3 separate regions of the Homo sapiens genome follow, and regions 2 and 3 are each linked to region 1. A link is an interaction called in ENCODE POLR2A ChIA-PET data of the cell type or tissue named here. Cell type or tissue: MCF 10A. All regions are shown on one strand. Region 1 holds the start of VPS51 (VPS51 subunit of GARP complex). Region 2 overlaps EHD1 (EH domain containing 1). Region 3 overlaps CDC42BPG (CDC42 binding protein kinase gamma).

Region 1 (4,000 bases):
AGAGTCTTGCTCTGCTGCCTAGGCTGGAGTGCAGTGACGTGATCTTGGCTCACCGCAGCCTCCACCTCCCAGGTTCAAGTGATTCTCCCACTCAGCCTCCTGAGTAGCTGGGATTACAGGTGCCTGCCACCACACCCAGCTAATTTTTTTATTTTTAGTAGAGATGGGGTTTCACCATATTGGCCAGGCTGGTCTCGAACTCCTGACCTCAGGTGATCCACCTGCCTCGGCCTCCCAAAGTGCTGGGATTACAGGCATGAGCCACTGTGCCCAGCCTAGTGTCTGGGATGCTTCTTCAGATAGATACTTTCTTTTTTTTGAGACAGGGTCTTGCTCTGTTGCCCAAGTTGAAGTGAAGTGGTACAAGCACAGCTCACTGCAGCCTCGACCTCCCAGGCTCATGTGATCCTCCCTCCTCAGTCTCCTGAGTAGCTGGGACTACAGGCATACGCCATCTTGTCCAGCTAATTTTTATTTTTTATTTTTTTGTAGAGATGGAGTCCCACTATATTTCCCAGGTCAATCTTAAACTCTTAGGCTCAAGTGATCCTCCCACTTCAGCCTCCCAAAGTGCTGGGATTACAGGCATGAGCCACCATGCCTGGCCTTTTAAGTGCTTCAGATAAATACATTTCATTTTAAAATTTCATTTTGGGCTGGGCCAGGGACTCACACCCGTAATCCCAGTGCTTTGGTAGGATCCAGAAGGATCACATGAGCCTGGGATGTCGAGGCTGCAGTGAGCCATGATCATGCTACTGCCCTCCAGCCTGGGAGACAGAACAAGACATTGTCTCTAAAAAATAAACAACTAATCTCCTTTTGTCTTTTCTCTCCTTTGGTACTTAAGACAACCCTCTGAGAGTAGCTATTATCTCTATAGTAGTCTGACAACGAAGGCTCAAAGGAAAGGAGGTGAGAATGGAATAATGTCAGGACAAGACTGGAATCTGAGTCTCCCCCCTCTAAATCCCTTGCTGGTTTTCCCAACACAGGTGGGAGAATGGGGGCTGTGAGACTTTGGAGGGTGTGTCCCCGTGGGGATCACCTGTGGCTGAGATGAACTTGTTGTAGTTCTCATAGACCAGGGTCTGCATGTCGCTGTCTAGAGCCCGGATCTGCCGCACCATGTCCGTCTCACTGTCCATCAACTGGGCCAGAGGGCACTCTCTACGCAGCTGAAGAAGTTGGGTGGTTAGTGTTCGGGTCAGGAGGCATTCATGTCCCCCAGCCTTGCCTGCAGCTGATAGGCTTTCAGGGCAAGAAATCTCTGATCCCCACCCACCCCGCAAACCCCCGCCGGCTGTCAGGAATCCCAGGCAGGGGGCCCTAAGTGGCCTAGCTCAGGGGTTACTAGGTTCAACCGTGTTTGGTGTTTGTCAGCATTTGAAATCCTGGGGCTCGGCCTAAGCCCAGCCCCGCGCCTGTCAACGCTTGGGCCACGCCCCCAATTCCGGGCCTATCACATCAGCCCAGAAGACCTCAGATGCCGCATCACCTCAGGCCAGTCCAGTCCTACTCACATCCCCTCAGACGCCTCAGCTGCTCGTACTCCCTGGCCGAGGTTCGTCCTCTTATGAACACCTGCTCTCCTGAACCTCACAAAAAGTCGGAGGCATGATCTGGGGGAGCAATATAGCAGGGGCCTGGTTCCCTTCCCCCCTCCCCGCACCCCCCCACTCCCCGTGCGCACACACCTTGTCTAGGTAAACTTCCGGGTCGAAGTGCGCCCCGTTCAGATCAGTCGGGTCCAGGGGGTCGGGCCCCGCGGGGCGTCCCGCCGCCTCCCCTTCCGAGAGGCCGTAGTAAAGCTTCAGCATCCCGTGCGCCTTCCGCCGACGCTCCGGAGCCTCCCCCTCGGGCCCTTCTGGGGAGTCCCCAGGTCCAGACCCCGGGCTAGGCCCGGCGGCAGCTGCCGCCGCCATCGTTCCAACTGCAGCCCACGGGCGTGAGGCTGGAAAGGAAGGGGACGGGGAGGAGGCACTTCCGGGAGCCATAAAGTTGTTGTTGAAACGAGGCAGTCCTTCAGGTGAAACGTCCCCCTGCAGCCCTAGGTCCTTCGAGACTAGAGTTCCCCCGCACCTGTCTTCCCCGGGTGCAAAGGTTCCGGGAGAGCCCTGAATTCCCCCAGTTTCCTGGGTGGAAGCATTTTGTGGAACTGCCTGGGGTTGCTGCTGTCCCAGAAGGGGGACGGGTAGTGGCTCCCCAACCTGCACTCTCGCAGGCAAGGGGCCCACGGAATATGTGCCCAGATGCAATGGACGGATGCGGGACGTGAGGCCAGAGTAGAGTGTTCCTGGGATCCTGCCACTGGCAGTGGCTCAGTTTATCCCATTCCTAAAATTGGGGTACATACTTCACAGGGGGGCTACGAGGATTAAATGCATGTACACTATTCTGTACCACGCCTCTAGCGCAGTTCTTCTTAGGGCCTGGTCCTCTGACGTGCATCAGAATTGCCTTCAGGACTATCTGTGGCGCATTGTAAGTCTCTGCGCTGAGCTGCGCCGGGCACTCCCGTAATCCCAGCACTGGGGAGGTCGAGGCGGGTGGATCGCTTGAGCCCAGGAGTTCGAGACCAGCCTGGGCAAAATGGCGAAACTCCGTCTCTATAAAAAAAAAATACAGGCCAGGCGCGGTGGCACACGCCTGTAATCCCAGCACTTAGGGAGGCCGGGGGGGTGGGGGCGCGGATCACAAGGTCAGGAGTTGGAGACCAGCCTGGCCAATATGGTGAAACACCCGTCTCTACTAAAAATACAAAAATTAGCCGGGTGTGGTAGCGCGCGCCTGTAGTCCCAGCTACTCGGAGACTGAGGCAGAAGAATCGCTTGAACCCGGTAGGCAGAGGTTGCAGTGAGCCTAGATCTCGCCACTGCACTCCAGCCTGGATGACAGAGCGAGACTCTGTCTCAAAAAAAACAAAACAAAAATTAGCCAGGATGATGGCGCACGCCTGTGGTCCCAGCTACTCGGGAGGCTGAGGTGGGGGAACTGCTTGAGCTGCGATGGTGCCACTGCACTCCAGCCTGGGCAACAAAGCAAGAAAAAAAAAAAAAGACTCTGGGATTCTCTCAGATCTAGCTTCTTTTTAGAAAGTTCCCAAGTAGTTCTGATACACACTCACATTTAAGAACCCCTAAGGCCGGGCACAGTGGCTCACGCCTGTAATCCCAGCACTTTGGAAGGCAGAGGTGGGAGAATTGATTGAGCCCAGGAGGTCAATACTGGCCTGGACAACGTAGTGAGACCCGCCCCCTATTATTGAAAAAAAAAGGACAGACTCAGCAGAGCTTAAGTGACTGATGGAATGTGCTGAGTGAAGGGTTAGGTGGAAATGTGGAGGATAACTCTCAGGGTTCTCTTTTCCTTTTTTTTTGAGACTGGGTTTTGCTCTTCATCCAGGCTGGAGTGCAGTGGTGCTATCTTTGGCTCACTCCAACCTTGACCTCCCCTCCCACCTCAGCCTCCTGAGCTGCTCTCCCAGGGTTCTGACTTGGACAAAAGTGCAGCTGTGCACAAAGGTGAAGAGCTCATGAAGACAGGGAACGATCTGGAGTTCAGATTAGGACACAGAGTTGGAATGGAGGAAAAAGAGAAAAAGACTTTCTTCATCAAAGTGGCCCTTGAAACATTACTTATGAAGGGCTGTTGGAGGAAGGTTGGAATGGAAAAACTCACTGGTTTACTTGTTCTTTGCCAGGGATCCTGCAGGCCAAACACAGCTCACCACCTGTTTTCATATGGTCTGTGAGCTAGAATGGTTTTCTCATTTGTAAATGGTTGGGAAAAAAATAACATTTCATGACACCTGAAAATCATATGCAATTCATATCCCATTTTCCGTAACTCTTATTGGAACACAGTCACGCCCATTTTTTAACATATGATCTATGGCTGCTTAGTTGAGGCTAGGCACGGTGGCTCATGCCTGTAATCCCAGCACTTTGGGAGGCCAAAGCAGGCAGATTACCCGAGGTCAGGAGTTCGAGACCAGCCT
Region 2 (4,000 bases), 240 kb after region 1:
GCTATTCTTTCAGGCTCTTAGCACAGGGCTCGGTTGTTTCAGAAATAGGCTCCAGCCAGGCATGGTGGCTCATCCTGTAATTCCAGCACTTTGGGAGGCCAAGGTGGGTGGGCGCATCACCTGAGGTCAGGAGTTCGAGACCAGCCTGGCCAACATGGCAAAACCCCATCTCTACTAAAAAAAATACAAAAATTAGCCGGGCGTGGTGGTGCGTGCCTGTAATCCCAGCTACTTGGGAGGCTGAGACAGGAGAATCACTTGAACCCAGGAGGGAGAGGTTGCAGTGAGCTGAGATCACACCACTGCACTCCATCCCAGGTGGCAGAGCAAGACTCTGTCTCAAAAAAAAAGAAAAGAAATAGGCTCTGGCCAGGCATGGTGGCTCACGCCTGTAATCCCAGCACTTTGGGAGGCCAAAGCAGGAGGATCCCTTAAGGCCAGGAGTTAGAGACCAGCCTGAGCAACCTAGTGAGACCCTGTCTCTATTTAATTTAAAAAAAAAAAAAAAAAAAAAGGCCCTTGCCGTAGCTCCTATCTCCAGGCCAGCCAGGCCGGAGCGTGGCTGGGGAACTGTCCTGCCTGCCAAGCCAGGCCCTTTGGTGATACGTCCCCAGTTCTTCAACAGAGCAGGGTGCTTGCCCCCACCTCATGGCATGCAGGGGGTACCAGGGTAGACATCATGTGGGCATGAAGGCTTCAGTGACAGATGTGCCTGTGGCCAGGGTCACAGTCCCCTGATCTCCAGAATATAACTGAGGACTGAGGATGGGCACTTCCTGGGGAGCCCATGTCCCTGCCTGCTCAGAGGCATGGAGACTGCAGGCGTTGAGCACAGTGGCCCTCGTACCCACTCTGTCTGGAGGCCAGTCAGAGGGCATGTGGGTGCTACCTGGTCTGAGCAGTGAGAACTGACCCTTCATCCTTTGCCACCACTGTCCTCCCATTGTGCCCCAAGTACCCTGGGCCCCACCTCACCCTGTAGATGAGGAATTCTCATTCTGGCCTGAACCTCCGTGAGCTGTGTGCACGGGCGTGGGTCAGATGCCGGCTCTGGAGGACAGAGGGCTGCGTGTTTTTCTTATTTTTAATTTTATTATTTTATTTTTTGATTTTTTTGGAGATGGAGTTTCACTCTGTTACCTAGGCTGGAGTGCAGTGGCGCAATCTCGGCTCACTGCAACCTCCGCTTCCCAGGCTCAAGCCATTCTCCTGCCTCAGCCTCCTGAGTAGCTGGGATTGCAGGCGCCCGTCACCACACCCAGCTAATTTTTATATTTTAGTAGAGACGGGGTTTCACCATGTTGATCAGGCTGGTCTCGAACTCCTGACTTTAGGTGATCCGCCTGCCTCGGCCTCCCAAAATGCTGGGATTACAGGCGTGAGCCACCGCGCCCGGCTGGCTGGATGTTTTTCTAGATCTCTCCCTTCTGGAGCCTCCCTGTGAGTGGAGCCAGCTTTGAGAGAGGAACCCATACAAAAACCCAGGTGACTGACCCTGGCCTCAAAGGACAAAGGACGTCCTGAGCTGAGGGGTGTGGGTGTGGCCCTAGCTGAGTTTCTCTCCTTGCAGGGCAGAGAGAGCTCCCTTGCTCAGCCACCTTTGAGGACAGACAGGACAAGGGGCAGGCATGAGCCCCTGCCTGGTCGTCTGTGAGACCATGTGTGACTGCCAGGCCCCAGGCACACTGAGTCACCGCGCCTGGAAAACCCTGTGGCCTCCAGTGTTGCCTCACACCTGCCACTTCCTTTTCCTGGAGTGAGTGGTGCTCTCTGTGATGACTCCCACCGGCCTGGGATCTGCCTGCCACAGTGTCCCTGGGGAGACTCTAGATCCAGACCCACATGGCACGGGGCTGCCTCCCTCAGGCAGTTCTCAGCCAGGCCCCCACCCAGGGCACAGGCTCAGGCTGAGCGGGGTGGTGGATGGGCTGGAGCCGGGGAGAAGGGCAGCAAGGCTGGCTGGCCGCAGCCCTCTGTGGCTGGACACGACTTGGCAAGGCCGAGGGATCTGAGGGCTGGGCTACTCTCGAGGGCTGCCAGGTTCCCAGCTTGCTGCAGGGAAATGAAGGGGGTGCCGCCCTGAACAGGCACATGCCTAAGCAAGGTATTGATGCTTGGATAAAGCTGGCAACCACCAGGAGAAGCCTTTTTGGGATTTTTCAAATCCTTCGTCATCCGAGCTGTGATGATGGAGTGGAGCGTGGCACGGGCCCATTGGAGTTCTGTGGGCTCCATCGGCACTCAGCAGGGATTTGGACGTGCAGGCTGGTGGGCCCTGCAGGAAGCCTGCTCCCTGCTCTGCTGCGTGGGAGGGGGCAGCTCGGGGGAAGGGGGCTTGCAGAGAAACAGAAGAACATGGGCTGTGGGGCACCTTCAGCAGCCCGGGGTTCCAATCCCAGCTCCTCCATGTGGGAGCCAAGCACCCCAGGCAGCCTTTCCCAGCCTTGCTTAGGGCCGGGTTGGGAGAATCCCACCCCGCAGGGCTGTGGTGAGGGTTGAACGGAGGGTGTGTGGTGAGGGTTGAGCGGAGGGTGTGTGATGCGTGGTGAGGGTTGAGCGGAGGGTGTGTGATGCGTGGTGAGGGTTGAGCGGAGGGTGTGTGATGCGTGGTGAGGGTTGAGCGGAGGGTGTGTGATGCGTGGTGAGGGTTGAGCGGAGGGTGTGTGATGCGTGGTGAGGGTTGAACAGAGGGTGTGTGATGTGCCCAGTGGTACACGACAAATTGCCTTCTTTGGGTTGACAGACTGGGTTTTACTCTTCCTGAATCATCACAATGATCCGTGCAAGGCCAAGGCTGTTGTCTTCTGTTTCAAGTGCGTTTTCCTGTCCTGTCCTCTGTCCTGTGGCAGTGGACAGCTGTGGCTCTTGCCAGATTGTGTCTGCTCCTAGGACTGTGGGAGCCGGTGGTGGTAGCGGCCTTGAGCTTGACCCATCCCTCCTGCTTCCCTGTTCCTGAGCGAGCACCTTGGAGTATCCTTGGAGTGTCCTTGGAGGCTCTGCTCTCGGGGGCAGCCTGGGCCAAGAGAGCGCCTGATGCTCACCCCGTCCTCACAGGTTCACGCCTACATCATCAGCTCCCTCAAGAAAGAGATGCCCAATGTCTTTGGTAAAGAGAGCAAAAAGAAAGAGCTGGTGAACAACCTCGGAGAGATCTACCAGAAGATTGAGCGCGAGCACCAGATCTCCCCTGGGGACTTCCCGAGCCTCCGCAAGATGCAGGTACGGCTGTCCCGAGGCCCCATGCAGGCTGGTGGCCATCAGGGCAGAAGGAAGGCCCAGGGCACTGGATTTGGAGGGAATCCCATCTCCATGGGGAAGGGCCTCCCTGAACGGAAGCAGCTGGGTTAATCACCAGCACCCCACCCAACTCAGAGTTGACCCAGGCGGTGACACTGCAGAGGGGAATGTGGTGACTCACCCTGCGTGGTGGGGGGAGGGCAGGGCCATGCCAGGCGCTCTGGTGCCCTGTCCATGAATCCTTGCCGCAGCCCTGCAAGGAAAGAGCTGGAGGTGCCTCCTGTGTACAGGTTAGAGAGCCAAGGGCCAGATGGTTTTGCCGAGTCGCCCCTGCTAGTGTGGGGGAGCAGCACTTTATGCTTGTGAAGCCCTGACTGGAACCACTTGGCCTGGAGTCTGGGAGGGGCCTCCCTTCCCAGCCCTTGTCCTTCCTCCCCCGCCCACAGGAACTCCTGCAGACCCAGGACTTCAGCAAGTTCCAGGCGCTGAAGCCCAAGCTGCTGGACACGGTGGATGACATGCTGGCCAACGACATCGCGCGGCTGATGGTGATGGTGCGGCAGGAGGAGTCCCTGATGCCTTCCCAGGTGGTCAAGGGCGGCGCCTTTGACGGCACCATGAACGGGCCGTTCGGGCACGGCTACGGCGAGGGGGCCGGCGAGGGCATCGACGACGTGGAGTGGGTGGTGGGCAAGGACAAGCCCACCTACGACGAGATCTTCTACACGCTGTCCCCTGTCAACGGCAAGATCACGGGCGCCAA
Region 3 (4,000 bases), 260 kb after region 1:
GAGGTCCTGGTGCGGTGTGCTCTGAGGTGGAAGGAAATGGGTCAGATCCCCACTCCTCTAGACCAGCCGGGCCACTGTCACCACATCCTGTCCTCGACAGCCCTGGGGAGAGGCCTTGTCACCACCATCTTCCCCTGGGGAAACTGAGGGTAAAATACATTGGGTTCGAGGTGATACAGCTTGTAAGGGCCAGGATGAGGGTTTAAACCTGGGCCTGGACCCGGAGCCTGTGCCCTGCAGCTGCTACCCCGGGCTGCCACCCGTGGCACCAGTCTGGGGTCTCCCGAGGGCAGGGTCTGTTTTGGCTGTTTCACAATTAATGAGTGATTCGGTCCAGGAGGATGGAGGAGACTCTGTGGGGTGAGGTTTCTACCAACAAACATGGCCCCTGTCCCCCTACAGTCACAGTCCTGAGAGCAGCTCTGAGGCTTGGGCTGCCCTGGAGCGGAAGCTCCAGTGTCTGGAGCAGGAGAAGGTGGAGCTGAGCAGGAAGCACCAAGGTACTGGGAGCGGCTGGGCCGGGCCTGGGTGTGCTGGCCCTAGGGGCTGCTGCTGCGGGAATGGAGGAGTGGACTCACCTGTGGGTACCACCTCCCCTCCAGAGGCCCTGCACGCCCCCACAGACCATCGGGAGCTGGAGCAGCTACGGAAGGAAGTGCAGACTCTGCGGGACAGGCTGCCAGGTATCCCTTCCGCCCACCCCCCCCCCCCCCCCAGGGCTGAGTCCCACCTGGGCTCGGGTCCTGCCCTGCCCTGGACAAGCTGTATGATCCTGGGAGAGCATTTTATACTCTCTGAGCCCGCGTGTGGGAAACAGGCCAAGGAGACTTGCTCCTGGGCTGAGAGGCTGGGGCCGCCAGCACTCGAGGTCTCAGTGACTCTTCCTGGCAGAGATGCTGAGGGACAAGGCCTCATTGTCCCAGACGGATGGGCCCCCAGCTGGTAGCCCAGGTCAGGACAGTGACCTACGGCAGGAGCTTGACCGACTTCACCGGGTGAGGGCTGGGTGAGGTGGGTGAGGGCTGGGTGAGGTGGGTGAGGTGGGTGAGTGGCCCTGGGCTCCATGGACGGTTCGTGCCTGACTCTGGGCCTTGTCCTTCCCCGCTCCCTCCCCTGCCTCCTCAGGAGCTGGCCGAGGGTCGGGCAGGGCTGCAGGCTCAGGAGCAGGAGCTCTGCAGGGCCCAGGGGCAGCAGGAGGAGCTGCTTCAGAGGCTACAGGAGGCCCAGGAGAGAGAGGCGGCCACAGCTAGCCAGACCCGGGCCCTGAGCTCCCAGCTGGAGGAAGCCCGGGCTGCCCAGAGGGAGGTGAGTGACCAGGGTGGGTAGGGACAGCACCTGGGCCCTGCCCCCAGTGTGCCTGGAGGGAGCATGGGGAGCTTGGTGGGAGATGCTGCCTCCCGGTTGTAGCTGGCAGAGGCTAGGCCAGGGGATGGTGGCTGGGACGGGGCAGTCTGGGAGTCCATGCCTCCTCATGTCCACTGTGGCTGGCAGGTCTGGAGTCCATGGTAAGGTGGGCAGAGGGGCTGCCGAGGGCAGAGTTGGCAGTGGCCTGCCTCTGCACCCCTCACAGCTGGAGGCCCAGGTGTCCTCCCTGAGCCGGCAGGTGACGCAGCTGCAGGGACAGTGGGAGCAACGCCTTGAGGAGTCGTCCCAGGCCAAGGTAGTCAAGTCCTCCCCCTTGGCAAGAGGTGCTTCCCCACCAGCCTGACCCCACTCAGAGCCTCAGGGCCAGGCCTGTGTCCCAGGTGGGTGGGCCATGGCATCTTGGGTCTCTGCCCTGACCCCCTCCATGTCCCCAAGACCATCCACACAGCCTCTGAGACCAACGGGATGGGACCCCCTGAGGGTGGGCCTCAGGAGGCCCAACTGAGGAAGGAGGTGGCCGCCCTGCGAGAGCAGCTGGAGCAGGCCCACAGCCACAGGTGAGCCAGGCAGCTGGTGGCAGGGAGGGGCCGGGCCTGGCCTGGGCGGTGAGTCACGGCCTTGGCCTTCTCCTCCCCAGGCCGAGTGGTAAGGAGGAGGCTCTGTGCCAGCTGCAGGAGGAAAACCGGAGGCTGAGCCGGGAGCAGGAGCGGGTGAGCAGGGTACAACAGACGGAGGGTACAACAGACGGACAAGGCAATGGGGAGCCAGTTGAGGGGTGGGCAAGCTGCAGCCAGTGAGCAGGGTGGACATGGACGGGGCTCGGGGTGCTGGGGTACCTACAGGGAGACGGCAGTCCCAGGACTGCTGGGGCCTGGGGCTGACCTTTCCTCTGGCCGGCCCCAGCTAGAAGCAGAGCTGGCCCAGGAGCAGGAGAGCAAGCAGCGGCTGGAGGGTGAGCGGCGGGAGACGGAGAGCAACTGGGAGGCCCAGCTCGCCGACATCCTCAGCTGGTGGGTGCCAGGGGTGGGTCGGGGTGGGGAACGCAGGCGAGACTGAGGGCCCAGCCCATGACCCTGAGCCCCTTCCCATTCAGGGTGAATGATGAGAAGGTCTCAAGAGGCTACCTGCAGGCCCTGGCCACCAAGATGGCAGAGGAGCTGGAGTCCTTGAGGAACGTAGGCACCCAGACGCTCCCTGCCCGGCCACTGGTGAGCCCCAGAGATGCCCCTGGGGGCTGGCTTGGGCAAGTCACTGACCTTCCGTGAGCTCAGCATCCCTGCTACTGAAGGTCACTACTGGAGGTGGGGACACCAAGCTCATGAGAGATAGTGATTTCCCTGAGCTCACAGTGGGTCATTGGCTGAGCTGGAGCTTTGAGCCTGGCTGGGTGGCATGGGTAGCAGGATGCTCTGGTAGCAGGGGGTCCCTGAGGCAGCCAGGCCTAGAAAGCATCTTATACGGGTGCTCCGTGGCCACCAGGACCACCAGTGGAAGGCGCGGCGACTGCAGAAGATGGAGGCCTCGGCCAGGCTGGAGCTGCAGTCAGCGCTGGAGGCCGAGATCCGCGCCAAGCAGGGCCTGCAGGAGCGGCTGACACAGGTGCAGGAGGCCCAGCTGCAGGCTGAGCGGTGAGGCTAGGGGCAGGCACTGGGGGCCAGGGCCCGCACAGAGGCCAGTGGCGAGCCCTTGCCATTCTCCCCAGCCGTCTGCAGGAGGCCGAGAAGCAGAGCCAGGCCCTGCAACAGGAGCTCGCCATGCTGCGGGAGGAGCTGCGGGCCCGAGGGCCAGTGGGTGAGTGGCTGCCAACTGCTTGCCCCGGAGCCAGGCTCCCCCGCGGCCTCCCACTTGCCAAGGGGGCTCCACGATGGCCTGGCAGGGTGGTGGAGACAGGAGTCTGTTCCTGGACTCTGCCGCTTACTCCATCATCTGTGACCAGCACTTCTGGAGTGCCTGCTGTGCCCAGCCCTGCCCCACCCTGTGGTCATTTCCCATTTTACTGAGGTGGGAACTGAGGCCCCTCCTGGACCCTAGTTCCTCAGGCCAGGGACCCCAGGCCAGTGACCCACCCTTTCTTTGCAGACACCAAGCCCTCAAACTCCCTGATTCCCTTCCTGTCCTTCCGGAGCTCAGAGGTAAGGACCAGGCCAAGGGGCTTGTTGGGGAGAAGTTCTGGGAGAGGCACAGGGACCTTGACTTTGCTCCTCTCTCTCCCACCCCCAGAAGGATTCTGCCAAGGACCCTGGCATCTCAGGAGAGGCCACAAGGCATGGAGGAGAGCCAGATCTGAGGCCGGAGGGCCGACGCAGCCTGCGCATGGGGGTGAGGACAGGTGGGTCCATCGTAGGGGGCCTGGGCCCCGCCCTTGCCCGTCTCACCTGCTCCCCCGCCCTCCTGCAGGCTGTGTTCCCCAGAGCACCCACTGCCAACACAGCCTCTACAGAAGGTCTTCCTGCTAAGGTCAGTGCCCAGAGGGGCAAGCAGGGTGGGGGCACCAAGCAGTTCTGCCAGGCTGAATGGGCACTGTGGGGACACTCCACGTGCATCGTGGCTAGCAGGCACAATTGGGGTGGAGGTGGTGGCGATGAGCTTGCCTGCCGCCATAGATTGGCTGGGACTCGGAGGTCACTGTTGCCTG

The links. ChIA-PET counts read pairs that join two places held together with the same protein. Peaks named below come from ENCODE experiments on the same cell type or tissue, not always from the same donor. Only the 100,000 strongest peaks of a DNase experiment are listed, where the experiment ranks them.
Region 2: POLR2A ChIA-PET joins it to region 1 with 5 read pairs; 9 of 35 experiments call an interaction of 5 or more read pairs at or near these places.
Region 3: POLR2A ChIA-PET joins it to region 1 with 6 read pairs; 4 of 35 experiments call an interaction of 5 or more read pairs at or near these places.

Annotation. Positions count from the first base shown.
Region 1 is chr11:65,094,176-65,098,175 of GRCh38, reverse strand. It overlaps VPS51 (VPS51 subunit of GARP complex), which reads right to left and starts at 1,962. Exons shown (of 10, transcript NM_013265.4): 1 at 1,698-1,962; 2 at 1,049-1,178. The coding sequence starts at 1,925. RefSeq lists a silencer at 1,654-1,923 and an enhancer at 1,363-2,157. In MCF 10A, no CTCF peak of the experiment used is centred here; DNase peaks (open chromatin) are centred at 1,465 and 2,015.
Region 2 is chr11:64,854,541-64,858,540 of GRCh38, reverse strand. EHD1 (EH domain containing 1) reads left to right here. Exons shown (of 5, transcript NM_006795.4): 4 at 3,055-3,219; 5 at 3,684-4,000. Among named protein-coding and RNA genes, the nearest start is that of CDC42BPG, 12 kb to the right of the region's middle. RefSeq lists enhancers at 3,464-3,523, 2,765-3,964, 3,212-4,000. In MCF 10A, no CTCF peak of the experiment used is centred here; DNase peaks (open chromatin) are centred at 1,750, 2,050 and 3,390.
Region 3 is chr11:64,833,422-64,837,421 of GRCh38, reverse strand. CDC42BPG (CDC42 binding protein kinase gamma) reads left to right here. Exons shown (of 37, transcript NM_017525.3): 10 at 403-500; 11 at 603-683; 12 at 892-995; 13 at 1,126-1,305; 14 at 1,571-1,660; 15 at 1,801-1,922; 16 at 2,003-2,075; 17 at 2,269-2,375; 18 at 2,459-2,573; 19 at 2,845-2,993; 20 at 3,068-3,156; 21 at 3,445-3,497; 22 at 3,586-3,684; 23 at 3,763-3,822. Among named protein-coding and RNA genes, the nearest start is that of CDC42BPG, 9.2 kb to the left of the region's middle. In MCF 10A, no CTCF peak of the experiment used is centred here; a DNase peak (open chromatin) is centred at 1,991.